2 separate regions of the Homo sapiens genome follow, and region 1 is linked to region 2. A link is a loop called in an ENCODE intact Hi-C map of the cell type or tissue named here. Cell type or tissue: heart right ventricle. All regions are shown on one strand. Each heading gives the region's core, and the rest is flanking DNA. Links, peaks and the distances in the headings are about the cores only. Region 1 has its middle 36 kb from the start of VMA21. Region 2 overlaps PASD1 (PAS domain containing repressor 1).

Region 1 (15,856 bases), core at 4,939-12,938, 320 kb after region 2:
GGTATCAGTACCATGCTGTTTTGGTTACTGTAGCCTTGTAGTATAGTTTGAAGTCAGGTAACATGATGCCTCCAGCTTTGTTCTTTTGGCTTAGGATTGTCTTGGCAATGTGGGCTCTTTTTTGGTTCCATATGAACTTTAAAGTATTTTTTTCCAATTCTGTGAAGAAAGTCATTGGTAGCTTGATGGGGATGGCATTGAATCTATAAATTACCTTGGGCAGTATGGACATTTTCACGATTTTGATTCTTCCTATCTATGAGCATAGAATGTTCTTCCATTTATTTGTGTCCTCTTTTATTTTGTTGAGCAGTGATTTGTAGTTCTCCTTGAAGAGGCCCTTCATATCCCTTATAAGTTGGATACCTAAGTATTTTATTCTCTTTGAAGCAATTGTGAATGGGAGTTCACTCATGATTTAGCTCTCTGTTTTTCTGTTATTGGTGTAGAGGAATGCTTGTGAGTTTTGCACATTGATTTTGTATCCTGAGACTTTGCTGAAGTTGCCTATCAGCTTAAGGAGATTTTGGGCTGAGACGATGGGGTTTTCTAAATATGCAATCATGTCATCTGCAAACAGGGACAATTTGACTTCCTCTTTTCCTAAGTGAATACGTTTTATTTCTTTCTCCTGCCTGATTGCCCTGGCCAGAACTTCCAACACCAAATATGGAAAGGAACAAGCGGTACCAGCCACTGCAAAAACATGCCAAATTGTAAAGACCATCGATGCTAGGAAGAAATTGCATCAACTAATGAGCAAAATAACCAGCTAACATCATAATGACAGGATCAAATTCACACATAACAATATTAACCTTAAATGTAAGTGGGCTAAATGCTCCAGTTAAAAGACACAGACTGGCAAATTGGATAAAGACTCAAGACCCATCAGTGTGCTGTATTCAGGAGACCCATCTCACGTGCAGAGACACATATAGGCTCAAAATAAAGGAATGGAGGAAGATCTAACAAGCACATGGAAAACAAACAAACAAAAAAAAGCAGGGGTTGCAACCCTAGTCTCTGATAAAACAGACTTTAAACCAATAAAGATCAAAAGAGACAAAGAAGGCCATTACATAATGGCAAAGGGATCAATTCAACAAGAAGAGCTAACTATCCTAAGTATATATGCACCCAATACAGGAGCACCCAGATTCATAAAGCAAGTCATTAGAGACCTACAAAGAGACTTAGACTGCCACACAATAATAATGGGAGACTTTAACACCCCACTGTCAACATTAGAGAGATCAACAGACAGAAAATTAACAAGCATATCCAGGAATTGAACTCAGCTCTGCACCAAGCAGACCTAATAGACATCTACAGAACTCTCCACCCCAGATCAACAGAAGATACATTTCTTCTCAGCACCACGTCGCACTTATTCCAAAATCGACCACATAGTTGGAAGTAAAGCACTCCTCAGCAAATGTAAAAGAACAGAAATTATAACAAACGGTCTCTCAGACCACAGTGCAATCAAACCAGAACTCAGGATTAAGAAACTCACTCAAAACTGCACAACTACATGGAAACTGAACAACCTGCTCCTGAATGACTACAGGTTAAATAACGAAATGAAGGCAGAAATAAAGATGTTCTTTGAAACCAATGAGAGCAAAGACACAACATACCAGAATCTCTGGGACATATTTAAAGCAGTGTGTAGACGGAAATTTATAGCACTAAATGCCCACAAGAGAAAGCAGGAAAGATCTAAAATTGACACCCTAACATCACAATTAAAAGAACTAGAGAAGTAAGAGCAAACACATTCAAAAGCTAGCAGAAGGCAAGAAATAACTAAGATCAGAGCTGAACTGAAGGAGATAGAGAAACAAAAAACCCTTCAAAAAATCAATGAATCCAGGAGCTGGTTTTTTGAAAGGATCAACAAAATTGATAGACCGCTAGCAAGACTAATAAGGAAGAAAAGAGAGAAGAATCAAATAGACGCATTAAAAAATGATAAAGGGGATATCACCACTGATCCCACGGAAATACAAACTACCATCAGAGAATACTATAAACACCTCTATGCAAATAAACTAGAAAATCTAGAAGAAATGGATACATTCCTTGACACATACACCCTCCCAAGACTAAACCAGGAAGAAGTTGAATCCCTGAATAGACCAATAACAGGAGCTGAAATTGAGGCAATAATTAATAGCCTACCAACCAAAAAAAGTCGAGGACAAGATGGATTCACAGCCGAATTCTACCAGAGGTACAAGGAGGAGCTGGTACCATTCCTTCTGAAACTATTCCAATCGATAGAAAAAGAGGGAATCCTCCCTAACTCATTTTAAGAGGCCAGCATCATCCTGATACCAAAGCCTGGCAGAGACACAACAAAAAAAGAGAATTTTAGACCAATATCCCTGATGAACATTGATGCAAAAATCCTCAATAAAATACTGGCAAACTGAATCCAGCAGCACATCAAAAAGCTTATCCACCATGATCAAGTTGGCTTCATCCCTGGGATGTAAGGCTGGTTCAACATACGCAAATCAAAAAATGTAAACCGTCATATAAACAGAACCAAAACAAAAACCACGTGATTATCTCAATAGATGCAGAAAAGGCCTTCGACAAAATTCAACAGCATTTCATGCTAAAAACTCTCAATAAACTAGGTATTGATGAGATGTATCTCAAAATAATAAGAGCTATTTATGACAAACCCACAGCCAATATCATACTGAATGGGCAAAAACTGGAAGCATTCCCTTTGAAAACTGGCACAAGACAGGGATGCTCTCTCTCACCACTCCTATTGTCCTTTATGTTCTATAGTTTAACTGCCATCTCCTTAAAAAGAAATTCACTATGGACAGCTTCCTTTGAAGGCATTTTTCTTTAGTGAAATCTTGGGGCCAACAGTTCAAGCTTTCTTTCTCGGCCTCTTTCTTTTTCCAAAGGGGCCTCTTCTTTTATCTGGGATTTATGTCTGGCATATTTCCCATGTAAATAAAGTGGCTTTGCTATTATAAAATAGGAAGGTATCCCACTCGCAGAGACCACCTGAGTGATGTATAACAGGGCACAGAATCGTAGGGTGTCACTTTTCCAACAATCTGCACTTCCTATAGCAGATGCACAGCCCGGGCTACGTGAGGACCTCTCCACAAGAGAGGCAATTGCAAATGGGGGGAAATGAACTGAGTCTGGCTATTTATTTTCTGGGTGGAGCCATCACAGGAAGACAGGCAGTCCCCAAGCCTCCACTTTTGGCTGCTAAGAGTTATCTACAACTATTTCAACAAGATAAATGATTGCATGGGAGTCTGACTTGGCAGAAAGCAAAATAATAGGATACTGCTTGTTTGTTTTGGAACTTGGTGTCTCAAACCTTGGGCACATTGGATGGTAACACCTATTTGATGTAGCAATTTACTATCAGCAGACTCTTCTGGGTGCCTTACAGACATGACCCACCCATTTAATCTGAGTTTTCCTAATTGCTGAAATTGGAGTGCCTACCCTGCCCACTGGGCAAAAAGACTCCATGTAATTGCAGGAGAACCCCGGACACCCACAATGGTGGGGAGCTCTCCCTTCATTGAAGATGCACTTGTAACTCCTTTGCGGGGAGCTTTCCTCTTCTTCAGCTCATATCCACAGAATTAACTCCGAGAATTAAGTAGGACCTGAGTGATAAAGATAAAGTGCTCAAGGCTTCAATGTTACACTTGGTGCCAAAGTTAAACCACAAATCTCTTTATGACAAAGTATGTGGTAACCAAGATGAAACCTGGCCCTGGAGGCTGCAGTGGAAAGGATGCAAGACAAACTTCTGGCATAAAGATGATAGCTGCACACCTTGCTCTAAATCCACAAATGTGAGAGAACAAAAAGAAAAGTACATATATACACACAAAGGTATGCTGGAAGTAAGAAGAGAAACTCTCAGTGGACCTGAAACTGTGAAAAATAACTGAAATACAAAAATATAGAAAACAGACAGGAGCAAGAGAGATGTGGGGAAATTCTGCCAAGAAAAGTGGTGGATTGAGTACTTTTCTTCCTCTAGCTTTTATGTTTACTGTCCAAGTTTTGCATAATTAGTATGTGTATGTTTTATGATGAAAAAATAAGTTTTATTCCTGAAATAGGCTTCGGGAAAGGAAAGGGAAGGGAAGGAAGGGAAGGGAAAGGGGAAGGGGAAGGAGAAGGGGAAGGAAAGGAAAAGAGCAAATCAGAAGTCAGACTTGCTGGGTACTAGGCCAGATTGCCCCAGACTCCCTGCTAGGCTTGACCTTAGCCCTGCCTGTCTTGGGGCCTCCATTTTCTCATCTGTAAAAGAAGGCAGGCAAACTGGACCATCTTTAGAGTAAGGTCTTACTCAGAGTTCAGATCACCTGGGTGTGGGAGGAGGGAGTTATGGGGAGGTTTTGTCCTGTGTCTGAGCAAGAGATTAGAAGGTGGTTTGAAAATACTTAAGAGTAAATTTAACCAAGGGGGTGAAAAGTTTTTTATACTGAAAACTATAAGACATTGATGAAAGAAATTGAGGAAAACACAAATAAGTGGAAAGATAGCCCATGTTCATGAGTTGAAAGAATTAATATTGTTAGACTGTCCATACTACCCAAAGTGATCCACAGATTCAATGCAATCTCTATCAAAATCCTAACAGCATTTTTCACAGACTAGAAAAAGCAATTCTAAAATCCCTATGGAACCACAAAAAAAACCTGAATAGGCAAAGCAATCCTGGGAAAGATGAACAAAGCTGGAGGCACCACACTCCCTAATTTCAAAGTATACTAAAAGCTATAGAAATCAAAACAGCATGGTCCTGGCACAAAAACAGACATAGACTATTCATGAATTGAGAGCCCAGAAATAAATCCACCCATAGACAGTCAACTAGTATTTGACAAGAGTGCCAAGAATACACAATGAGGAAAGGATAGTCTCGTCAATAAATGGTGTTGAAAAAACTGAATGTCCACATGCAGAGAAAAAAACTGGACCACGATTTACATCACTCACAAAACTGAATTCAAAATGGATTAAAGACCTCAATGTAAGACCTGACACTATAAAATTCCCAGAATAAAACATAAGAGAAAAGCTCTTTCACACTGGTCTTGCCAGTGATTTTTTTTTTTTTTTGGATATGACATCAAAAGCACAAACAACAAAAGCAAAAATAGACAAGTGGGAGTACATTAAGCTGAAAAGCTTCTGCACAGCAAAGGGAACAACAAAATGTACAGGCAACCTATGGAATGGGAGAAAATATTTGCAAACCATATATCTGATAATGGATTAATATCCAAAATATATATGGAACACATACAACTCAATAGCAAAAATAAATACTCTCATAAATAATCTGATTTTAAAATGAGTTAAAAAAAACTTGAATAGATATTTTTCCAAAGAAGACTTACACATGCCCCATAGGTGCATGAAAAGGTGCTCAACATCAGTAATCATAAGGAAAATGCAAATCAAAGCTAAAATGAAATATCACCTCATACGTGTTACGATGATATTCTCAAAAAGACAAGAGATAATAAGTGTTGTCAAGGATGTGGAGAAAAGGGAACCCTTCTGCACTGTTGGTCGGAATGTAAATTGGTACAGCCACTATGGAAAATAGTATCGAAGTTTCTTAAATTAAAAATAGAATCATATGATCGAACACTTCTACTTCTGGGTATAGATCCAAAGGAATGAATTCAGTACCTCAAAGAGATATCTGCACTCCCATGTTTGTTTCAGCATTATTCACAGTAGCCAAGGAGGGAAAAAACAAAATTTCTGTCGACAGAAGAATGGATTTAAAAAAATGTGAAACACACACATACACACACCATACACACACACAGAGAGAATATTGTTCAGACATTAAAAAAGGAAATCCTGTTATTTGGAACAATATGGATGAAACTTGACCGCGTTATGCTAAGTGCAATAAGTCAGACAGAGAAATATAACTATTGTGTAATCTCACTCATATGTGGAATCTAAAAAAGCCAGATTCATAGAAACTGAGAGTAGAATGGTGGTGATGGGGGCTGGCTGGTGGGGGAATTGAACAGATGTTGGTCAAAGGGTACAAACTTTCAGTTTGAAGGTGGATTAACTTCTGGGGATCTAATGTACATCTTGGTGACTATAGTTACTAATATTATATTATATACTTGAAATTTGATTAGAGAATAGATCTTTTTTTTTTTTTTTTTTTTTTGAAATGGAGTCTTGCTCTGTCGCCCGGGCTGAAGTGCAGTGGCGCAATCTCGGCTCACTGCAACCTCTGCCTCCCGGATTCAAGTGATTCTCCTGCCTCAGCCTCCTGAGTAGCTGAGATTACAGGCACGCACCACTACGCCTGGCTAATTTTTGTAATTTTAGTAGAGACGGGGTTTCACCATGTTGGTCAGGCTGGTCTCGAACTCTGACCTCGTGATCCACTCGCCTCAGCCTCCCAAAGTGCTGGGATTACAGGCGCGAGCCACCATGCCTGGCCAGAGAATGGATCTTAAAAGTTCTCACCACACACACACACACACACACACACACACACACACACACACACACACACAAAATGTGAGGTAATGGGTGCGTTAACCACTTTTATTGTAGTAATCATTTTACAATATATATGTATATCAAATCATCATGTTGTACATCTTAAATTTATACAATTTTAGTTGGCGATTACACTCAATAAAGCTGGAAAAATGGAAAAAACAAAGAATAAATACAAATGGTTAATAAATATAGGTGAAAAGCAAAAGAAAGAAGTGGTTTGTTTCACTTCCATAATTGTTGTTATGATTGATTTTGCTTCTAAGTTTTACTGTTTTCTTGTGTAAATGTCATTAGAGTCCCAGATAGAACTTCTGCTCTGACATGGCCTCCTCTCCAAGCCTGGTGACCTGGACTGGAAAAGCCCGTCAGAAGTCCCAAGATCCCCGGGATTTTTTTGTTTAATCATGGAGCAAGTGAGACTTTTTCTGCATCTCATCAAACCCTGACAGCTTTCTAGAATCAAATCTATCTCCCAAGTAGAAAAAGCCCCAAATCCACATGAAAGTGAAGGTGAACAAACAATATCATTTCACTCTCTTCCTTCTTTTCTCCCTCTTTCTTTTTTTGTTTTTTCCAACAAAACATTTTTTTATATTTTCATTACACAAATGGTACGTATCAATGTAGATAAATCAGAAAGTAAAGATTTGAATATATCTGTACAAGGTAATAATATGCAGCTGTTGAAAAGCATATTTTTTTAAAAAACATAAGGCAGATCTATGTGTATTGACATAGAAAGATGTTCATGACATACTATTTAGTGAAAAAAGCAGGTTACAGCACAGTGTATACAGTGTGATCCTATTTATATTAAAATATACACATGCATATATGTTTATATGTGCATACAAATGTCTGGAAAATATATATACCAACCTGTTCACAATGGTCCTCTCTGGGGAATGGGGTGGTCAGAGGGAAAGCCTCTATATACTTTTGTTGGGTTTGAATTTTTACGACAAGCCTGTATTATTCTTATAATTAAAAAAAAATTCTAAGAAAGTAAAAGAAAAAGTAAAGGCAAGAAAAGAGCCAGTATGGATATTTCTATGTTGAAATAAAAATATCAATAAGCCAAAAAAAGTAAAAAAGGCAATGCATAATCTCTATTCCCTCTCAAGGCAATCATTGTTAATATTGTGCTGCATGACTCAATCTGTTTTTATCCATGTAATATATACATCATTTTTATTTACATAAAATAAATTATATTATACATACAATTTTCTTGTAACTTGTGTTTCTCACCTAGTGATATCTCATGAACACCTTTCCAAGTTGATGAGAAGACACCTATCTTATTATTTTAAATAAATGTATATTTACTTAGGTTGTTTCCTTTTTATACCCTTATTAAAAACAAGACTACTGCAAACATCCCTGACCAGTTATATCTTTCCACACATTGTGTCTTTAGGATAAGTTTTTTAAAGTGACACTGCTGAGCACAGAGATGTGCAATATTTGTTAAGGCTTTTACTCCATGACACCAAGTTGCCTTCCAGAAAAGCCTTGCCACCGCTCCCTCCCATAGCCGTGTGTCGGCAGGCCTGATCTCTGCTTTATCTGTCCCCTCCATGAGTTAGTTCTCGTTGAAATTTTTGTTCATTTGGTAGTTGAAAACAATATAATCTCTGTGTGGTTTTAATTAGCATTCCCTTGATTACTACTAAGGCCGAACATTTCTTAATGTTCCTAGTAATCTGTTTGTCTTTTCATGAATTGCTTGTTCATGCATTTTTCCTATCTTCCCACTGGAGCGTTTGTCTTTTTCCTATTGATTTGTAAAAGCTCCCTATATATTAAGGATATTAGTCACTGTCTTTCAGATGTGTGGTCATTTTCCAAGTACATTATTTTGGCTTTTAAGTTTATCAATAGTTTTTTTTTTTAATGCACAAAAGATTTTAAATTTTGAGTCAAATTTATCAGTCTTTTTCCTTTATAGTTTCTGTGCTTGGTATTATATTTGGAATATCCTCCCCACTCCAAGCCTATACAAATAGGTACCAATATTTTCTTCTAGTATGACATTGCACTCTTCAATCCACCAGGATGTAATTTGAGGGCATGGTGCAAGGTGGAAGTTTCAATGTCCTTTTTAGAAATGGCTAGCTAGCTGTCCCAACAATCTCACTGATGGTCCCTTCACTTCGGTTCTGTTGGGAATGCTATCTTTATCTCATCTACTGAACAACTCTTGCACTGGGGTATGTTGCAGGACTTGCTCTCCTGTTTCTGCCATTTGGTTAAGACTAGAGGTTTGGAGGCAGCTCTTGGGTTTCTCCAGAGCTGTGAGTCACACTGGCCCTAAGTGTGTGCACTAGGGGTGGAGAGGTAGCTACAGGAGACAGGCTCCGAGGGGGTTGAATGTACAGCCATACATCCAGAAATGAACTTCTCCAAATGTAGCTCACCCTGGTACCAAACCTCCAAAGTGCTAGCCATTGCCCAGCTAGCCCCCAAAGCCCGCAGAGACAAAAACTCTCTCCTCTGGCTGGCGCTGGAAGCCTCTAGGTGGCACTGCGGAGCCGTTCTGTGCCGCCTGGAGGGCACAGGCTGGGATACGCTCCGGGGCTCTTTGGGCACCCTGGTCGTCGTGGGGCTCCAGGAACCTGGGCAATGGGATGCAGGGAGAGGTTGCTGGTGGTGAGGACACCAGCTTGGTTTCGCCGCAGTCCTTGGCACGGAACTACACGCCGCCTTCTTTAAAAGGGCAGGTGTGGCTGAGGCTCCACGGACAAGGCCATCATGAAGGAGTCACAGCCGAGGCTCTTTATAAATCACCCCAACAGCAGCAGGAAGGACAGTTCGCTGGCTAGTTCGCCTGCCAGCTGACCTTGAGAACTAGGCCAGACAGGCGAAGGGCGGGGCGCCGGAAAGGGCTGGGATTGGTAAGGACACTCAGCAGATGCTCTTTCAGGTGCTCAAGGCAGTGCCTCTGTCTTCACAATTTGTGTTAGATAAGGTCTTTCACAGCCAGGACCGCCTGGGGGTAAGGCAGCTCCAAGCAAAATCATCTCCATTTTCTACATGTCTAAGGAGAGACCTTGGTACACAGCTCAAGAACAGTTTGTTCAACGAACAAGTGGGAAAAACTCTTGTAGGAACTTAAGCAAGTTTCTGTCCCTCTCTGATACTGTCTTTTCTTACCGGACAACTATAAAGTCATGCCAAATATGAGGATTTAAAAACAGGATTGTGCTGTGAGTGCATCCAACTGAGGCTCAGGGAAAAGCATTCCAGTTGGGAAGATCTAGCATGTTCTCAGGAGTGTATCCAGGCACAGGTTTCAGTGTGGCTGGCAGTCTAGGGTGCATGTTAGCAAGGGGTGGGAAGCAGGCTAGGAGAAGAAGGCGGGAGTCTGATCCATGCTGGATGCAGGGTTCAGGGGCTTGCTCCGCCTTCAGGTCCCAGTAAGGGCTGACAGCAGGAAAGAGCAGATTAGTCCTCTCTTTGCAAAATGCTTTGAAAGGTTGCCTCTGGCTGCAGCAGGGAAAGTGTGTTGGGAGGCGGGAGGTGCAGGGGTAAGAGCAGCTGGAGGCTGTTGCTGCCCTCCAGGCAGGAGATGAAGGTAGCTCTCCTTGGACTTGAGATATACTTTGGAGGTAGCCCTAGGATTTATTGATTGATAGAATTTGTAGGGTAAGGAAAAGAGAAGCATTAAGGATGGAATCTAGATTTTGTCCCAAATGTGGCAATCTCTCTCTCTCTCTCTCTCTCTCTCTCTCTCTCTCTCTGTCTCCATATAAGTATATGTGTAAAATAGTAAAATACGTATATTTTAATGTGAAAGAATAAATCAAAAAGTAACAAAAATGTGCTGCCTGTAGGTGAAGAGAAAGAGAGAATAGAGAATGGGGAGAGGAAACAGAGATGGAAGCTAAATTTCTTTTGTTTTATACTTTGGAACTTACAGCCATTTAATATTTCATACAATTTAAAAACAAAATCAAATCAAAGAGAAAAAAACAATCCCATAAAGCTGAAAACAAATTCAAATAAATGAATCTTTCTGTATATCAAGTTGATGGCATAATCATACAAAACAGAATAATTTGAAGACTTTTGAAACATAGTGTTTTGACTGTATATCCCTGGTGGAATATATATTGAAGACAAACAGAAAGAAATGTTAAATTACATTTAGTTTTTTGTTAGTAGTTATGATGGTATTGTTATTTCAGCACACATAATATTAGAATAAAACAAATGATATATATGTTAATGCCATTAGGAAAAATGATTTTCAGCATAAGAGAAAAATGATATCCATTACAGATAAAAGATATTAAGTAAAATGCACTATAGTCTTTTTCATTAATTGAAATTTTCAGTATGAACTCCTTAGTTTTTGCTCTCCAAAAGGTGTAATTTTTCTAGCTCTGTCCACTGAAAAGACAAAGATATAATGCAAGCCAGTAATAAAGAACATTCCTAATGCCCAGCTAGTGGTCTTTAAATACTATTTCTCATTGAAACACGCCAGAGCTCCTTGAAAATGGTTTATTCCAGGTCTCTGGAAGAAAATATGCAAGATGAGCTGAAGATCTATTGTGCTGCCTAAAATTACCAAATATTACTAGAGTCAAGGCTAAATGACATAGGAGGAAATTTACTGATAAAGCCAGAATTCCTTTTTGCAGACAGACCTTTTTTGCTGAGAACAACTAGAATAGCTAAACAAGATTTGGGGGGAAAAAATACATTTGAAGACAGTAGGGAGCTACCAATGCAGCAAGGACTAAAGAGACCAAGATGCCAGAAAAGAAGGGAGACAGAGAGGTGAGCCTGACATTTGACACAACTTTTCTACTAAAAGCTTTTGCCAATTCCAAGCAGTGGCTAAGAGGCCAGGGGGCTGAGTAGATTTCCACAGTCTTTTGAGGTTGGAGGGACGAACATTGGCAATTAGGGCCCACCAAGGAGCAGATCTTGTAAACAGGTTTTAGGTTGGGATCCCTTAAAGGGCTACAACTAGGATTAGGAGTGAAGAAGAAAGTTACTAATTCTTGCAAAGATTGAAGCCCAGCCTTGAATAAGCTCACGATTTCCTTAGATTTAGGTGATCTGCTCCTACCCTTATTACCTGTGAGAAGGCAGAGTAAATTCTCTTCAAGAAGACATCGTCTGGCTCCTCAGATTATCTTTTGATATATGCATAAACAAAGTCTAGTATTTAATTAAAAATTATCAAGCATACCAGGAAACAAAATCACATGTCCCAAAACCAAGAGAAAAAAATAAATGATAAAATCTTATCCATACAAGATACAGCTTTTAGACTTGTCAGACATGGGCTTTAAAATAACTATGATTAGTAGGTTCCAGAAATCACATGGCTAATTAAAGATTATCAGGAGAGAACTAGGAGTCATATAGAAAAATTAAATGGAAATTCCAGTACTGAAAGATAAAGTAACTGAAAAAACTGTTTGATATATGAGTTTAGCAGCAGATTAGACATAGCTGAAGGAAGGTCAATAAGCTGGAAGATAAGTTAAAAGAAAAAAATCATACCGAAACATGGGCAAGAAGAGGCTGAAAAGTACAGAGAGGTGTATAAAAGACACATGGGCGACAGTTAAAAGTTATGTATATTGGCTTATGTCAGGTGGATAGCCTGCATTCACTCACCTCTTAATTAATTGTGGGAAATTCCTTGAAGAATTCAAGACTCTCCTTCCTATGTACTGTCTTAAGGGAAATTGTCGTCAATGAACTCCTATGATAATTCCGTCATTCCATGGTGTAAGAGGATTGCAGTCTGCATGCACGGAATTAAAATTGGAAGCAAGTATTGACATCAAGTGGAAATAATAATCTTGAAAGAAAAGAAGAAAGAAGGAAGGAAGGAAGAAAGGAAGGGACGGAGGGAAGAGGGAATGAGAAATAAAAGAAAAAAGAGAGGAAGGGACAAAGGAGAAAGGGAGAAAAGAAGGAAGAGAAGCTGGGAGGAAGGGAGGGTGGGAGAAAATGGGAGGAAGGGAGGGTGGGAGAAAATGGGAGGAAGGGAGGAAATAAGCAAACCCATCTGCTGCAGTACAGCATCTACCAGCTGGAACACAAGACACAGGCACTTTTTTTTTTTCATAAGTTCTGGGATACATGTGCAGACTGTGCAGGTTTGTTACATCGGTATACATGTGCCATGGTGGTTTGCTGCACCTGACAACCCGTCATATAAGTTTTAAGCCCCACATACATAAGGTATTTGTCCTAATGCTCTCCCTCCCCTTGCCTCCCATCCCCCGACAGGCCCCAGTGTGTGTTGTTCCCCTCCCTGTGTCCAAGTGTTTTCATTGTTCAACTCCCACTTATGGGTGAGAACATGTGGTGTTTGGTTTTCTGTTCCTGTGTTAGTTTGCTGAGGATGATGGCTTCCAGCTTCATCCATGTCCCTGCAAAGGACACGATCTCATTCTTTTTTATGACTGCATAGTATTCCATGGAGTATATGTACCCCATTTTCTTTATCCAGTCTATCATTGATGGGGATTTGGGTCGGTTCCGTGTCTTTGCTATTGTAAATAGTGCTGCAATAAACATATGTGTGCATGTGTCTTTATAGTAGAATGATTTATATTCCTTTGGGTATATACCCAGTAATGGGATTGCCAGGTCAAATGGTATTTGTGGTTCTAGGTCCAACATAGGCACATTTTAAGATTTGTACTGTCACCAGGCATAACTATACAGCTGCTGGGAACTTGAAACCCTGCAAAATATTTCTAAATATAGAACCACAGAATGACAGAGCTAGAGGGGATATACCCACTTTACAGATGGAAAACTTGTGGCACAGCTCTCCAGTTGTTCTGATCAGATAGTTAGATTTTTCCCCTGAACAGCATCCTGGGCAGAAGGCCAGAAACATGTCCAGAGGATTGATGAGTAGTTGGGGAGCCTGGGCCTCAAGGAACAGTTAATCCTAAAGGCGGTACCCAATCTTCTAATTTCCTGCTCCTGAGGGATAAACTGCCTTTCTGGCCCCCACTTGCTTCCATCTTTAGCCAAATAAAAGGGACACAATCAAGCACATAACATTAAAAAGGAAAGACCCGAGAAGTGAGATCCCAAAGGATTTAAGGCCTAAGCCACACAAGAATACCTCCATTTGTCTAATTGCTCTCAGAAGCCCTGTTTCAATTTGTGTCTGGACCTGAAGAAAACTAACTATTAATCACTGTACAGGTGGCCCTGTTTAGAAGAGGCATGTCTTCTTTGCTGCCTAGGAGAATAGTTTAAAGATTTTCACAAATGAATAATTGCTCATTAGAAACTAATGCATTCACACAACTGTGCAGTCTTAGGTAACAAAAAGTCATGCTTTTTGAATGTTCAGTTGCTTGAGTCCTCTCCTAAAAATCTTATGTGGTTATCCAGCCTGGGCTTGAATTCTTCAAGGGAGCTTGCCACCCCCTGGAGTAGCTAACCAAGGTAACTGTAGCCTCTGGGGATTATTGGTATGAAGAGGTGCAGGGGGAGGATTGGAGTCATGTGTTCATCCAACAGTGAAAGGTCAGTTTTTTCTCTTTTTTCTTTTTCTCTTGGGAGAAATGCCATGGACTTTCTTGGTCTCTGCATCTTATTTGTATGTGTAACAGCAATGTACCCCCAAAGCATTGCCAGTCTGTGTCACCAACCAGCCGATCAGCAATCAGTTCCAGGCTGGTCTCAAGTCAGTTCTTTCTATGGCACATAGAAGAGGCATGTCTTCTTTGCTGCCTAGGAGAATAATTAAAAGATTTTCACAAATGAATAATTGCTCGTTAGAAACTAATACATTCACATAACTGTGCAGTCTTAGGTAACAAAAAGTCGTGCTTTGTGAAATAATAGATGGTATGATTGAATTCAAACAGTTGATAGATACTTACAACTGGCTTATACATGTATTCTTAGGATCAAAGGCTTGCCATTTATTGTGCCTGAAACCATAACTGTCACCATAAAAGATTATGCAGCTTTGGCACTTATTTAGCAAGTGGTACATAATTGTGGTTACTACTCAGATTGTCCATTCTTCACTTTAGAGATGAGGTTGTTCCATTGAAATAGAACCTGGTATCCATGTTTAGTTCTTCTAAAATGGGGTCCTCACATTAGTAAGGATTATTGAATGCTGTTAGTGGATGGTATTGCACAGTCATTCAATCATTTTATGGGCCCTGATGATAATCCAGGGCATTCAGAGACTCTCAACGGAGGCAAGATCTTTCTATTTTCACTTTGATACCATTAGACCAGGGAAGGAGGTGATGACAGTGTGGCTCATGTTTGAACATGAAGCATCCCATGGGGTCCTTAGACTGTGAACCTTAGTGGCGAGGAACTAGTTCATTTCAGTCTGACCCCAGACATCCCAGCAGCAGTGTATGATTTTCTGCAGCTTTCAGACATCCAGATATGGAAAAACACATCAGGAGCCAGGTATTTGCTAAGGGGTGAAATAGAACATTAAGAAGGAAGATTTGAAGATACATAATCAAACCTGGCTCTCCACTGTATACCCTGAAGCTTTCCTGCCTCCATGCACTTGTCCTTCACTTGAATGATTTCCCTCTCCTTTTACCAAGTTTAAGTTAAAATCAATCACCCTTATTTGAAGGATCAACTCATATGTCGCTCCCTCCAGTGAGATTTCCTCTAGTGACTGACAACTCCTGGAGGAGCGTTCAGTTTTGGACACATGGGGTTGAGGTGCTTAAGAAACATATGAGTTAAGATGAGCAAAAGACAGCGGGGTATGTGGATCTGGGTTCTCAGGAGAGAGGTTTAGATTAAAAACAAATATCTAAAAATCACCAGCATATAGGTGGCAATTGAAACCATGAGAGTAGATGAGAGAGGTTGCCCAAGGAGAGTATGTAGACCAAGAAGAGGACTATGTGTCATGTAAAAGTTGAATTCATAGTGCAGAAAAGGTCTGTTCCTTATCTCAGGACAATGTGAGAATTGAGTAAGTAAAAACTCAGACAGCTACACCTAAAATCTTGGATGATTCTAATAATGATAACACTAGCTTGTGTATACTATGTATTAGGCACTCTGCTAAGAATGTTTCATGTATATCTCAGCAAAATTCTCCACCTACTGCCTAAGGCAGATACTAACATCCCCATTTGGTGGATGAGGAAATTGAGTCACAAAGAGGTCAAGTAACTTACCCAAGGTCACACGGCCAGCAAAGGATGGAGATAAAATTTGAACCCAGTTCTGTGGAATTTCAAAGTCCATCCCTTGACAACTGTGACATACATGCCAGTTGCCTATTGCCATGTTAAAT
Region 2 (15,856 bases), core at 4,705-12,704:
ATCAGGGGGCACCTCAAGCCCAGTAACACTGTGGCTCTTTCAGACTTGTAAACGTACCACCTTGGTGGTCTTGGGTAAGATCCAAAAGAATTATCTGGATAACCAGGCAGAGACTCTTGTTTTCTTTCCTTAATTTCTCCCAAAGATATGAAGTCTCTCTCTCTCTTTCTCTCTCTCTCTCTCTCTGTGTGTGTGTGGGTGGGGGGGAGATATGTATCTGTGCTGAGCTGCCTGGAACTGGGGGAGAGATGACATAAGCACCCTTGTGACCACCACAATTGGGACTGCACTGGATCACACCTGAAGCCAGAATGGCACTGGTGCCTCACTCAAGGCTTGTGATAACCACTGTCTGTCTACTGCCTATGTTTGCTCAAAGCCCTAGGACTCTGCAATCAGCAGGTGGTGAAGCCAGCCAGGCTTGTATCCTTCCCTTCAGGGCAGCAAGTCCCCACTGTCCCAGGTGGGTCCAGAGATGCCATCAGAGAGCCAGGGCCTGGACTCAGAAACTTTAGGAATCTACCTGGTGCTCTATTCTACTGTGGATGAGCTGGCACCCAAGCCACAAGACAAAGTCCTTCCCATTCTTGCCTCCTCTTTCCCCAAGCAGAGGTCATGCCTTCCCCACGGCTACCACCACCCAAGGCCCACGACAAGTACAGTCTGGCTACCACTGATGTTCCTTCAAGGCCCAAGGGCTGTTTAATCATCTGATGTTGAATACTGCCAGGCCTGGGACTCTCCCTTCAGGGCAGTGGGCTCCCCTCTGGCTCAGGGCAGGTCCAGAAATGCTGTCCAACAACTAAGGCCTGAAATTGGTAATCTCATGAGCCTCCTTGGTGCTCTACCCCACTGTGGCTGAGTTGGTACATAAGCTGCAAAACAAAGTCCCCTTTACTCTTCCCTCTCCTTTTCTCAAGCAAAAGTAGTCCCTCCTCATAGTCACCACAGCTGGGGATGTTCTGGGTCACACCTGCAGCCAGCATGGTACTGTGTTTTGCCAAAGTTCTGTGGTGACTGCTGCCTGGCTGTTGTTGATGTTTATTCAAGGACCAAGGGCTATTTAGTCAGAAGCTGTTGAATTCTGCCAGGACTGGGTCCTTCCTTTCAGGGCAGTGGGTTCCCTTCTAGCCCAGGGTGGGTCTAGAAATGTTGTCCAGGAGCTATGGCCCACAGGGGCTTCAGGACTCTGCTTGGTACTTTAATTTGCTGTGGCTGAGCTGGTATACCAGTTTCAAGACAAAGTCCTCTTTACTCTTCCCTCTCCTCCTGGAGCTGCAAGCTGTGCTGCCTGAGGTTAGTGGAGGGATGACATAAGCACTCCTTAGGCCACATCAGCTGGCATCTCACTAGGTCATGTGCACTCCAAGTTCACTGATTCTGGGCCTGGTTCAGCACCAGGCCTTGCCCAGGAATTGCAGTCCTTGTGGCCTAGACTGCCTTTCAAGTTTATTTAGAACCCCAGAGCATCTTAGCCCAGAGTAGTGGGGCTTGCCAGAACTCAGGTTCTAACTGTTGGGATGGGTTATTCCCCTCTGGCTAGGGCTGGTCTAAATGCTCCTTACATAGGTGCCAGCTGAGCTGTGCCTGGTGTTGCTTTCCACTTGACAAGGCAGCACTGAGTTTCAATGTAAAATCTCACAATCACTGCACTCTCCCTCCACCAGGTTCAGAGATTCTTTCTCCATGCCAGACTATTGGCCACTGCCAGGGGATGGGAGAGAAGTGGCATTGGTGACTCAAGACTGTCTTTCCTACCCTCTTCAGTGCCTCTTTCAGTGATATCAAGTTAAAACTAGGAACAGTAATTACTCACCTGATTTTTGGTTCTTATCAAACCAGGAACTGTGATTGCTCACCTGATTTTCAGTTATTATGAAGGTGCTTCTTTTGTGTGGACAGTTGTTCAATTCAGTGTTCCTGCAGAGAGGACGATCAGTAGAGTTTTCTATTTGGCCATCTTGCTTTGCCTCTGGATTGCAGTTTTAAACTAGTTGGTCAGGGAAGGACTCACTGAGAAGTAACATTCGAGAAGCATTTAAAGGAATAAGGGTGATAGCTGCGTAGATAACTGGGAGAAGAGTATTCTTGTAAAAGGAAATGGTATGTGCAAAGGCCCTGGGACAAAAGTGTGGTTGGCATGTATGAGGCACAAGGAGTGGAGGGAAAGATTTCACACAGGCCAGAGGCAAGGCTCAACCACAGTCTGAGTCCAGTCTTGGCGGAGTGCCTGATGATCCTCCCAGGAATGTCAGAAGATGGGAAGTCCTGTGAGGAGCTGCCACAAGACCCTTTTCCACTCTCCTTTCTATTATGCAAGGCTACCATGAGGCAATTCTTCACCCACTTCCCTGGTTCTAGTGAGGGATGGGACTTTCCACCTAGCCCCCTGCTTTGATCTGAATATTTATGTCCCTCAGAAAATTCATATGTTGAAACCTGATTAACAATGTGATGTGATAGTACTAAGAGGTGGGACTTTAAGGGATGATCAGGCCATGAAAACAGAGCCATCCGAAGACAGCCCTCACCAGACACTGAATCTGCTGGTGCCTTGATCTTGGGTTTTCCAGCCCCCAGAACTGTGAGCAATAAATTTCTGCTGTGTATAAGTTACCCAGTCTAAGGTGTTTTGTTATAGCAGCCCAAATGGACTAAGACACCTCCCTCCCTACCTTAGAGTATAGTTTTTAGTATGTGGTATTGGCTCCTTAGCAACAGAGCACCCACCTCTTGTGTTGCCCATAATCTGATCTTTGGTTTGGCACTGTCCTGTGGAACTAGGGACACAGGAATCTGACAGAAGCTCAGTGTGTCTACATCAAATATCACCATAAAAGAGTGGTAGGAGATTAGCTCAGATGATTCGCCCTTAAATTTTCCATAGCTGGCTCCCTCTTGCCTTTTAGCTTTTTGCTCTAATGTCACAACCTCAAAGAAGCCTTCCCAGATATACTCTGCAAATAGCTCATCCCCTTCTACATTGTATCTCAGCTCCTGTTTTCTTTCCTCCAGAGCATTTGCCCTCTGACATTTTTCTGATTCACTCCTATTTCCTTGTGATCGGTCTGTCTTTCCCACCAGATTATTGGTCTCATGAGGTCAGGGACATTTCTGTCTTGTACATTTCTGTAACCTCAGCTCCCTCCTGCCTTTCTCATATCATTCCACACCATGTAGCATAGGAATTATACATGTATCTTTTTGTTCTGATTCTAAAAATAATATGTTCTCATGGTGGCAATTTTGAAAATGACCACTCACAATTCCACCAGCCAGAGAAAGCCATTATTAAAATGTTTACATATCACCTTCTTATTTTTCACTCTACAAATTCAATTTTACATCATTTAGTTCATACACTGTAAAAAGTTTTTTAATTTCCTTTGTTTTTTTAATCTAATTATACAATTCATAAAATATACATTATAAAATATTCAGGCAAAACACAAATACATGAAATAGAAAGTTAAAATTCACCCATAATCCCCTGATCTGTTGAGAATCACTTTAGTACTTTCCTATTTATCCTTCTGTATGTTTTCTACCCTTCTGTATGTTTTCTTTCACGTACATTTTTTTTTCACACACACAAAGGAATTATGAACTGCCTTTTTGCCCTTAACAATATCTTGAGATCTCATGGGCATCTCTGTCAAGGCAGTACAGAGTATGGCTGAACTAATACTTCTTTACCTATTTCCTTTTTTTTTTTATTATTATTGTAGACAATGCTGTTATGGCCCTGCTTGTACATGCGTCTTGGACATTTGACCATTTTCTCCCTTTGCTTTCATGCTTTGGTTTTCTCCACTTCCAACACTTAAAATATTTGTTATTTTCACCTACCTTTTTATGTTTTCATTAGATAATGTGTAAATTTTTAATCCCTGTATGAAATTGAATTTGGCTTAAGATTTAAGCTAGGGATTAACTGTATTTTTCTAAGTGTTTATTCTGTTTGGGAACTGTTATTTCTCCACCACTGTTGGAGAGAAGGGGTAGCTTAGGAGACTTAATATCCATTAACCACCCTCTCAGTGTCTCTTTCATATGGACAATTAATATTTCCTCAGCCTTTAAGAATCTTCTCCCCTCCCTACTGACCAGAGAGCCACCATTCAGATGTGTCTTTAAAGCTATTTTGGAGCCACAATTCTTCCACACTGATGGAAGCACTAGTTTTACCAGGTGTTTCTTTTTTGTTGAAACCAGTGTAACTTTAGCACAACTTTTATTATCTAGTGGATCAATTACCTTCTCTCCTCTTGTCCCTAATCATTTCTGCTTCTTTCCCTCCAATTTTCTTGTTCATTTTTGCTTATTTATTCTGTTATCTAACCCCTAGAATAGTTTCATAAAGTTACAAAAGAAGAAATACCATTGATATCTTGGTTGCAATTGTATTAAATTTTTGGATTAAAATTGGGAAAACTGGTATCTTTACAATATAAATCTTTTCAATCAATCTCTTGGTGTTAATATTTTCATTTATCTTGTTTAATATTCCTAGGTAAGTTTTCTAGTTTTCTTCTTATAGATTAGATGCTGCACATTTTAAAATATTTTACGCATAGTTGTTTTATATATATATATTTGTTGCAATTGTGATTTCCATTACAGTTGCCAACTTGTTATTGCTAGTTTGTGAGAAAGATGCTGATTTTTGTAAAATTACCTGTATCCATCAGCTTTGCTTAAAAATGTTTCTTAGTTAAACATGTTTAGTTTTCTAAACGATGAGCATACAATTTGCAAATAACGATGAATGTGTCTCCTCCACCTCAGTATGTATGCTATTTGTTTCTTGACATAATCTTACTACAAGATCCTGTCCCTAGCTTTCAGGGCAATGCCTCTTGTGATTCGATTTACACCAACATTTACCATTGGTTATGATACACTGAATGCATCATATTGAGAAAGAATCATTTGATTCCTCTTTCACTACTATTTATCATTTTAATCAGAAATAGAAGTTAAATTTTATTAAATGACTTTTGTTTATTTGCAGTATTTTTAATGGATGTAAAGTATTCCATTTTATGGAGGTTTCAAAATTTATCTAAGAATTCCTCAGGTAATTGGAGGCTCATGCTGTTTCTACTGTTTATTACTGTAATTGATGCTGAAAATGAATATCTTTTTATAAATATTTACCCACTCTTAAAAGTAGAATTATAGATCTCTAGCAATAAAATTACGGGTTTAAAGAATATGAGCCTTTAAGAGGCTTTACTCTGTAGATCTGATTTGCTATACAACAAGGTTGTACCACATCCCAGTGCATAAAAGTGTTCATTTCACTTCACCCTTGCCAGCAGGAAATATCGCAATTTAATAGTCCTTGCAAAATTTATTAATATTTCATTATTTAGTTTGCATTTTTAGTCAAGCTTATATTCTCTCATGTTCATTCACCATTTTCCTTTTATTTTCTGTGCATTAACTGTGTGGCCTCATTTTTCTGTTGCAATCTTAGTGTTTTTAAATTAATTCTCATATGTTCTTTGCACATTATATAGCACATATTTATGCTTTGGTTTGCCTCTTATTGGTGCTAATATGTTTGACATGCAGAAGTTTACTATTTTAATGTAGATCAATCTATTGCTTTGTTTTTCCTTTGTGATTCTTTCCATTTCTTTTAAACGTAGAAAGCCCCATCCACCCATCCACCTATCCATACAGGGATCAGAAAGATAATTCACGCACTTCGTTTCTTAGTTTTCTTGTGGTTTTAGAGTTAGAGGAAACAGGAAATCCAGAGGCCCACAGGTGTGGCAGACCATCTAGCGAGGTGGGGTTTATAAGGTTTCCATAGCTCCTTGGCCTTTGCCATGGCTGCTTCCTCTCCCTGTAATGTGCACCCCGCTTCTCTACCTGGCAACATCCATTTAGAGTTGAGATCCGGTAGAAACCTGTGCTGACACTCCCCTTTCATCTAGGAATGGTCTTGTTGTCATGTTTTACCTCCACTCAACAAGCCATTACATGCTTCTATTAAAGCATCTTCATTTATTTCCTTCTTTTTTTTTCAATAGACATCTAATGACTGCCCACCTTGTTGCTTGAACTCAATCACTGTCCCCACTTTATGATACTTGTAGTTCAGAGGGGAGAGCAAAAGCCACACAGTCTACTCATTCAATCTGTTTCACTGCATGTATTCACTTACCTATTAGACACAACAACATATAAGTACAGATTAAGATGTTAAGATGTGCTGTGTTGTTAGGAGCACTTATGACAAGGAAGGGGATCTTACTTAAAACAAGGAAGGGGATCTTACTTAAAGTGATGTAGTAAGATTTGGACAAGAAACAAGATGCAAACCTATTAGAAATGCCCCACTATAAAAATGTATTATTACTTACAAATTATATGATTAGCTGCTTAGAAAGCTAAAGATGATTAACTAAGAACTGTGTTTAGCAAGACAGATGGAATCAAGCCAATTTTACAAAATTCAGCCCCTTTCCTACAAATCAACAATAACCAGTTAGGAAATAAGATGAGAAAAAAATCCATTTTTGGATCTCACAATTGCAACTTCCCCTTTGAAGAAGTGACAATTAAGCTGATACCTAAAGGGAAAGAGTCAGTCATGTGACGTGAGTTTGAGGCTCGATGTCCAGAAAGGGGGCCAGTGTGGCTGGGACGTAGTGAGCAAGGGTGGGGGTAGTAAGAGGAGATGGTTTGGAGAGGGGCCCTAGAGAACTTTTCAAGGGGTTGACCCTCTTTCTGATAATAATGTAATGCACTGGAGAGTTTTAAGCAAGAGAATGACATGATCAGCTTTATACTTTGTAAAGATCACTGTGATATTGTGTGGGGAATGCACATGTGACAGATGATCATGGGAGTTTTGGGGATGGGAAGCAATAGAGGGATTCCAGATGGATTTTGGAGGCACAGCCAACAAAATGTGGACATTAATTGGATATTTGGAGTCGAACAAAAAGATGTAGTTAAGGATGATCCCAGTAGTATTAGTTTGCTAGGGCCACCTAAGAAAGTACCACAAACTAGGTGGCTGCATTAGTCAGCTTAAGCTGCCACATCCAGGTACCATAGACTAGGTGATGTAAACAACAAGCATCCATTTTTCTCACAGTTCTGGTGGCTAAAAGTCTACCATCAAGGTGCCTGCAAATTTGGTTCTTGGTGAGGGCTCTCTTCCTGGCTTGCAGATGGCTGCCTTCTTGCTGTGTCCTCATATGGCCTTTCCTCTGTGCATGTGTGGAGAGAGAGAGAGAGAGAGACTTCTTAAAAGGACACAAGCTGAACTTGTTGGGTATACTGGGAAGACAAGATGAGGAGACAATACATGCAGACAAGTGCCTTGAACACAGGCAGAGAAATGTGACACTTACTGGAGAGGGATGTGGGAGTCAAGGATTGGTTTTTTGTAAAGACAGAAAATATCGCAAGTTTCTATGGTGATGGGACTGGTCAAGTAGAAAGGGGGATTCATTGATGGTGGAGGGAGGGGCAAGTGGCATGGGATGGGATCCAGAACACAAATGAAGACATCAGCCTTAGAAAGGAGAAGGGATACTTCTGCCATTTTAGCTTGCAGAAAGCTGAGTTCAGTCAGAGGAAAGCATACGAAGGATTAGTGATGGGAGGATGAGGGAATTTCTATTCCATATCTTGTAACATCTAAATTGAGTATTAACAAAGAAAGCAAGAGGGAAATGGAAAGACATGGGGAGTTTGAGGAAAGGGCGAATCACCATTCTGAGAACCGGACTGGAAAGACACCAAACACGGAAGTCCTGAGCAGCGAGATGTGCCTTGGTGAGGCTGAAGATCATGAGCCTACAGCGGTACACAATCTGCCAATGTGTGTGATTTTCTCTAGAAGCACGGAGGTGCATAAGTGCAGACACACAGAGGGCATAGTTGAGTTCATCCAAGGGTGGGAATTTGTCAGTCAATTGTGACAGAAGCAAAAAAGAGAAAGAAGATGATTATATGATGGATCATGGCCTTGGGGTGCTTGAGGAGAATAGAGAAGGAAGATTCATCAGAAAGTTGACCAAGGGCTGGACTGAAACCTTGAGAACAGAATTCTGTATGGCTTAGGGCCTGACCTGGAATAGGTAGTCAGAAAATGTTAACCGAATTGGTCACAAGGGAGGACCCTGGAAAGCTGCAATACTGTGACCATGCACCAGGGGGCAAGAGATGACAAGAAATGAGTTTGACCACACCCAACCTAGGGCTTGAGGGCTGTGTGTCCTGAGCGCCACTGGCCTACCTGACTGCTCCTAGGGCTTTGGGGTGCATGATGCTGCCTACCTGAGCTGGAGCCTGCTGTATCTACCACCAAATTGGTGGCGGTGGGGTGTGTGGGGCAAGGACAGATGAAACCATGAATCTAAGACACAGATAAAGGAACTTCCTTCGTTTCCACCCATCCTGTGCTCTTGTCCATGTCTAGGCGCTGGGCAATGCCCCAGCCCTCGGCAACCCCAGGAAGCTGACTCTGAGTGTTATAGGGGCACCCTGAGATATGGTACCAAGAATCACAATCTATGTGCTGGCCCTGAAGAGCCATCGAACATCTTTCCCAAGGCTGGTACCATAGGTTATAGTCTTAGGGGCTGGCCCTAACCTAGAGGGTTCCTAGAGCTAAGAGCCCTGAGCCTGGAAAAAGTGTCCGTGCCTAAGGAGGAGCATGGGAAGGCTCTGGTGGAGAGAACCCTTGACCACCAGATCTCCCCTGATGCCTCCTGTAAGCCCAGCCCATGCTGAGCCTGGGAACAGAAGAGAATAGAGACTGGACAGTCATCTGTTCATTTATTTACTTCCTCATTAATTCACACTTTCATGTTCCCTTCCCCGTGTTAGTGGAAGAAACAGACAATTATGTCTAAGGTGATAGATGGAAGAAAGGGAGGATTCAGGCAGAGTCTGCGTGTTAGCTTGGGTGACTCAGAGGATGGAGGTGCCTATCCAAAAGAGGAGGCAGTGCAGGAGTTAAAGGAGGGGAACAGTGTGCTGATAAAGACCAGAAGAGAAGACGCAACTGGCCTGAGAAGAGAGAGGGGGAGGTGAATGCAATAAGGGTGGAGATGCACTCTGTGGTATGGCCATCTTCCAGGAACCCACGTTGTCTCTTCATCAGAGCTGAGATGGAGAACATAAGGCTCAGAATGGCAGGGAGACAGGCTGACATTTGTTCTCTCACTCATTCATTGGTTCCTTGATCCAGGAGGGCCTCTGGATTCTAGTCTCACTCTCAAGCAAGTGTCTTATCTTTGTCCCTATGTTCCAGTGAGTCAGCAGAGACAGGGAGCGGTAAAGTGATTTGCCCAGAGTTTCACAGTAGGTGGGTAGCAGGTAGAAGCCTAAACATTCAATGCCTTGCCTCTATTGGCACCATATCCCACATGGAAACTGGTGGGCACTGCCTACTGACAAGTGAGGGGAACAATAAAAGAGCAGCACTGAACTCAGTTCAAGACCCCCATCTTGAGTCTTCTGCTGTCCCATTACCCCTTTCGCAAGCAGTCCTAGGTTGCCTTTCCTAGCAGACAGCATGTCCAAGGTTTGGGGTGTAAATGGCCTCAAGAGCATGGCTCTTACCTAGAGCCCTGAGCCTCTTTCTGTGCTGAAGTCCGCCCCACTCCTAGTCAGCCAAATTTCCAGCCCCTCTCCTAACTACTTTGCCCACATGGTAGAACTGGAAATAGATTGCACAAACACTTGACTGCACCATTCTAAATACTGCAATTTGTCTGTCCTGTCTGCCGACCTTTGCCTCTCTGTAATTGACATGTTTTGATTCTGCAGGGTTGTGGGTTTTGTTTCATCAACAAGGTGACCAGGTGGTTAATTAGCCTTTGACCTTTGGGGTCAGGGCCTCCATCTGGGCAGGAAACATCCATGGCTCCAGGAGTTTTGGGCCTCTTGGCATTTAATTGTCACCGTCAATTCCCCCTACACTTCCCCACAGCCCCCATCTCCCTGCAGTGGTCCTGACTTCCGTGTGCCACAAAGAGATTTGCAGAGGCTAACTGGAGCCACCACTAGGGATGCTCACCAACTTGTGTGCAGTGCTTTGCACTTCATGACTTACACCCTGCTGTCTCATCTACCAAGTTCCCTTGTGCCCCCAGACCCACAGGAAAGTTGTAGTCCCAGGGCCAGAACTGCACCCCCACTGCAGGGCATGCCCGCAGGTCTGACAGTCCCTCATCGAGGAGCTCCTCCCTGAGGAAGAGCTGCAAGGTTTCTGGTTAATGTTCAGAAGCTTAAGAAGGGCTCTACCTAAATAATGAGCACTGGAGGAAGGCTTTCCTGGGGCCTGGGAGCTGCGAACATTCATAGAGGAAACGCTTACCTGCAAGGTACTGTGTTACGGGGGCATCCAAGATCTGTCCCAATCTCTGCCCACTGTAGCTCAGTCTAGAAGGGCAATGACATGTGTACTCCAAGTGAGGTAGAGGCGGGGGTAGGGGTACATGGAGCAGGGCTCCTTCCCAGCCAGGCTTTGCATGGTGGTGGGCAAGGGTTGAAAATATAGAGCTGGGAGGCAAGGGCATAAGATAATACGGAATAGTGACAAATGTAGAAGGGCAAAAAGGCCCAGGACTTCTATGAAACCCAAGGGCTCGGGGGACTGGGGGCAGAGTGCATGACTGGAGGAGATAAATGCAGCTGCAGAGGAAGGGCGAGGCCAGGCCAGGTGGAGAATCTGGATTCTATTTGATAGGCGATGGAGAAGCACTCGATGCTGTCTTCCCTACCCATTAAAATAAACCAAACAAAAATCCCAATTATTTAATATCCCCTAGGGAATATTTAATTTGGTCCTAGCTGTAAACCAGAGTCTTCGTTAAGGTTGATGTGGCCCATTTTAAGAGATGCAGGTGAAGTTTACTGCAGTCTCCATTGAGGCTAGAGACGCATTCCAAGGCCTTGGAGGACCAGCTCCCTCCTTTCACCTCATAGGCAGTTTGGCCTGAAGCTGCAGTTCCCAGTTCCCACGTCTGCCCGGCCCACTTCCTGTCACTCCAGCCCTTCTTCCCCAACCTTTCCTTCCCGGTGATTTTGGCAGAGATGAACAAAAGTCATACCCAAGAACATTCTATAGCTACCTTCCTTTTCATTGTCTCCAAAATACGCGTCAAAACACACTAAAGACACCACAGTGGGCATCAGCCCATGCTGTGGTGTGTGCTGCAAACATGGACTGGAGCTGGTAGTTTTAATAACTCTTCCTTCTTTATTAGAAAATGTGCTTGGGAATAGGAACATTTATGAATGTTTGATGTGTTTAGAAAACATGAATATTCAGCTTTAAGTCTGTGCATGCAATGTTCTATTATGTACATACAGACTGAGCGCTGCTCAGTGAGGACTGCTGTACTGCCCACCTGGGAATGAACTGATGTGGAGGTCGCGGTGGCTGTTTCTGGAAGCTCTGCCATGTGTGGTGGCTTGATCTGGAAACCCAAGATCAAGTCTTTGGCAAGGTAGGTTCTGTCCTGGAGCCTCTTCCCTTGGTTTGCAGGCAGCCACAATCTTGCTGTGTGCTCACAGGACCTCTTGTGTGTGTGTGTGTGTGCGTGCGTACGTGTGTGCGTGCATGCGCCCATGTGCACGTGAAGGGGCTTCCTGGTGTTTCTTCTTTTAAGGGCACTAATCCCGTCATGACAGTCTCACCCTAGTGACCTCATCTAACCTTAATCACCCCTGTCAAAGGCATCATCTTCCAACACTCCGACACTGGGCAGTTACAGCTTCAATATATGAATTTGGGGTGGGGCACAAACATTCAGTCCATAAAACCATGGTAGAGATCACGCTTCCTAAAGAATCTCTGGCTTCTCCTGTGATGTGAGGCCTAATGTGCCTCCTTTATTTTAACTTGCCACTAGAGACTGGGGTCTCCTTTGCTTTCTCCAACCAATGGCTCATTACCTTAAGAAAGGCACACAATGACCTCTGGTTTGGCTATCCGAACCTCTCTCTGCACCATGCAGACAACTGTGAAGATGTCCTTCTTGGTGCTTGACTTGTAACCAAAATTATTTTCCCTCTAGGGGGTACTCCTATCTATTAAAAAGTCTACTGATGGGAGAGAAAGAACCCACATGTAAAAGGTATGGGTACACTGCCCTTTAGTGTTCAGGCTTACTTCTGAAGTAATATGTGAGGCACAAACACCATCCACCCTGAGAAGGTAGCCCCTAGGCCAACTGTTTCAGAGTTCAGTGGGCCTGTGGCTGCCCTTGGTGTCAATGAAGGAGCCAGCATGCCTGAGCTACACGAAAAAAAGCTACACAGCGGGCCTGGGCACACGGCCATGTGGGAAGGCAGCAGTCGCTGGCCTCTGCAAATGTGGCATGGAGCTGAGGTGTGAACAAGAGACTGAGGGGAGCAGGGTCTACAAAAGGGGCCTAACTGTAGGGAACCAACCCTTCACCAGGGACCTTGGCACAGTCAGGTTCCAAACGTCACTCATCAATTCACAAAGTTGCAGTGAACGAAAATGTTTATTAAGCAAGGAAGCCATAATTATTTTAGCTCTGAAGTGCCTCCATTGAGTTGATTTCAGGTTCCCTTAGTTGGAGTCCCATTCTCTCTGGGCTTCTCCAACAAGACTATGGAGGGGAGGCAGGTTGATCATCAGGGTCAAGACCTCGGAATTCTTGTGGCTAAGACAAAACAACCCTCTAGATTTACTAGATTGAAAAGCACTTTGGCATTTTTTTTTCTTTATTCTTTATGTTGAAAACTTTGAGCAGACTCTTGGCAGGCCACCTTCCTGTGGTAGAACATGGATATGCAAAGCTGGGCGGGGCAGACAAGACATCAGATCCAGCTGTGGCTGGCTGCTGTCACACCCTAGCATACTACGGATCACAGGCTGCCTCTACAGCATAACTTCCAAGAAACAGGCTGTGCTTAACAAACAATTACAAACATAACCTATCAGGAAACAAATAAGTCTCTACCCACTAAACCCTACCCCAAGGGACTTTACGCACCTTGAAGGTCCCCTGGCCATGCAGACCTCATTGGCCTGCCCCCTCCCCCCATTTCCCCTCATCACTGGTCATGAAAGTACTGTTAGCACGGCTTATTTGAGTCACGTTGCTCTGCAGGCATCAATCTGGTCTGCTCCGCAGATCTCATCTGGTCTGGCTGGTATGCAGCAGGGCCTTGGAAAGCCTGTGGATCAGGAGGTCCCTCGACTCCTACCTCAGAAACTTGCACCTGCCAGGAAAAAGTGAAACAAGGTGGAATGTTTGCTAGAGTCTGTGGGCCCATTTTTTGGTGGTAGGAGGAATCCTTTAGTTCAAATACACAAGCTGCTGAGAAATACTTCTTTGGAACATGAGCCTGCAAGGTGATGGGAGACGGAGGAGCTACAGAAGATAAGGTTCCTCTCCTCTTCTCTCTCCCAGCAGCATCTTAGCTTAAAGAGCAGCAGAAGCAGACCTGGGCTTTCTCAAAGTTGTCTTAAGGCTCCTGGGTCTGTGTCTGGCCCTCTCTTGTCCAGCTTCTCTGCCAGCCATGGCCGGCCAAGGCCACTAGCCTTGGGTCTTGGGCTCAGTCATTTCCATGCTGACTGATTTGCAGCTACTTGGCCCACTTTAACAAAGTGACAGGAGACGTACCAACCCACACTGGGGTGTGGAGGAGGGAGAAGGAATAGATACAAAGATGGTGTTACAAAGTATGGGCTGAGGGGGTGTTTTCTGGTTAAGGAGGAGGGATTCCTTGGGTTATGTTGCAAAGTGATGCAAGGTTTCAAGGACTGGAACCCAAGGGGGCGGAGAAGACACAGGGAGCAAAAGGAGCAGGGCTGGGCTCTGGACAGACAGCTGGAGGTGTCTGGGGACCTGCAGGCAGAAAGGTGCCAGAAGGCAGTAGGGATAAGCCAGGGCAGGCAGTGAGGGCTGGGAAGCTAAGAAGAGGAGCTCGGGTTTCATCCTGAGGATAGCAGGGAGCCCCTGAGGTTTTGTGGACAGGAAAGCTCCGACTTGGTCCTGCCCTGCTTTCTCCCAGCTGAGCAACCTTTCAGAATCTGACCTTTCCCACTTCCCTGGGCAACGTGCTCAGCCTTGTGCTGGCTTGGTCTCTCAGGACCCCCTCTAGGAGGGAAAGTGCCTCAAAAATAGGCGTGAAAGATGTTCTCAACAAAGTCTGGCTTGGTAATGGAACCATAGGAACCATAGGACCTATTGCCCACTCTGATCTCTCCGTGTGAGCAGTCCCTCTAAGTGACCAAGTTTCTAGCAGTACTGGTGGCACAGTTAGTCAAGGGGTATATGTGAAAATAATCATACATTTGCTTGCCTCAAGTATTTAAACTCCTTTCTGCCTTAGCTTACTGTTTGTTCTGGTTATTTTGGTTTGGTTTTGTTGTTTGAAAAAAAAAAGGTTAGGCTATAATAAGATTTTTAAAGCTAGAGTGAAAACACCTTTTGTAAGTTCCATTCATTAGTGAAATTGTGTGTGGGGGGCCTGCGGGGAGCAAAACCTGCTACGTAACTGCCATCTGGACCAGCTTCCATCCTGGAAACATGGCCACTGCAGATAATCCACAAGGTAGGCCTGCCCTTCCAAATACGGGGTACCCCATAGATGGATACCAAGCACATTCAACAGAGGGGCCCTAAGTTTATTTTTAGTACAAGGAAACATACCTACACTAGGTCTTAGATTTTGTAGCAGAACTAAAGATCCATAAGTCTGAAAGGAGGCTTGGGACCAGACGATGAGCTCAGATTAAAAACATGGCATGGCTCACTTTGCCCATGTAACATAGTTTTGAGAGAAGTTTCAGTCAGATTGCGTCTAAGGTTCACTAGGCCAGCTCACTTTTTTGAGGAACCCTGTAGAGAATATTTTTACTCAGCAATGAGTGCTACCATCATGTGACTAACTGCCGTCAAATGTACTGAGCTTTGAAGTCTGGCTCTCACACACAGCATGCACTTGGGGTGTGTGCCTTATGTGGAAGGGGCCCAGAATCCCTCTTGACCTGCGCTGGAAGGAAAAGGAGGGGGCTGTCCCATACCTGATGGTAGGTGGGTTGGCCGTGCAGGGTGCCCTGCTCATCGCAAGACCAAGTGTTCACTTGGACAACAGGACCGAGTGAATCAGACAACTCTTGCCAAAGCCGGATGTAATCCTGTGGGGTCTCCAGGGTGCTTATGGTTGAGTCTGAAGTTATGGGAAACTGAGGAATGCTGGAAGAAGAAATTGCCTCAGAGTTTGAGGTATCTATCAATGGCAGCTGGTTCACGGGGGGCCCTTGATACGCCTCAGGATAAAAACTGTAAGAGAAGAAAGCTGTTGCAGTGATGTGGATCTGGACATGATAACTGATGAGACACTCACGTGGTCATCAGTAGGTGCTTCAGGCACATTTGGTTTTGGTGGCTACACCACAGGATTCACTTGTTTGTATTCTCACTTTGGCCTGACTAAGATTCAACTTGTCAAAGTAATGTGAATGTAGACACTGAGAGAAATTACAATCCCTTGTCTCACCTGGTTTTATTTATATTACTTGGACAGTCTTGTTCCTGCTACAACTATGCTCTCTGTGGCCTTGGAAAGTCATTTCACCTACTTTGAAAGCACTCAGGGAGCTAATGGCTGAGCAGAGACTGTAAGGCAGATTTCCAAACTCCAAATCCAGTGCTCTCTCCACAACCCTAAGCCTGGAAGTCTTGTGATCAATACAGATTTTTGAACCCCATCCCAGACTCTGAATCTATACTTTCCAAACCCTCCTCAGGTGGATTCTGATGATCAGGTCAAGTGGACAATATGGCCCTAAAGCAGTCTTCATGTCAAAGTCACTGATTCGAAAGCAAGGCCC

What was found. Peaks named below come from ENCODE experiments on the same cell type or tissue, not always from the same donor. Only the 100,000 strongest peaks of a DNase experiment are listed, where the experiment ranks them.
Region 1: a loop joins it to region 2, with 4 times the contacts of the local background. A loop is called at or near these places in 3 of 110 quality-filtered maps.

Annotation. Positions count from the first base shown.
Region 1 is chrX:151,353,669-151,369,524 of GRCh38, reverse strand. No RefSeq gene overlaps it. Among named protein-coding and RNA genes, the nearest start is that of VMA21, 36 kb to the left of the region's middle. In heart right ventricle, for the core only: a CTCF peak has its summit at 9,084 (motif pointing right); no DNase peak of the experiment used is centred there.
Region 2 is chrX:151,673,377-151,689,232 of GRCh38, reverse strand. PASD1 (PAS domain containing repressor 1) reads right to left here. Exons shown (of 16, transcript NM_173493.3): 15 at 15,047-15,305; 16 at 12,494-13,236. The coding sequence ends at 13,090. Among named protein-coding and RNA genes, the nearest start is that of PRRG3, 14 kb to the left of the region's middle. RefSeq lists a silencer at 8,096-8,235. In heart right ventricle, for the core only: a CTCF peak has its summit at 8,149 (motif pointing right); a DNase peak (open chromatin) is centred at 8,185.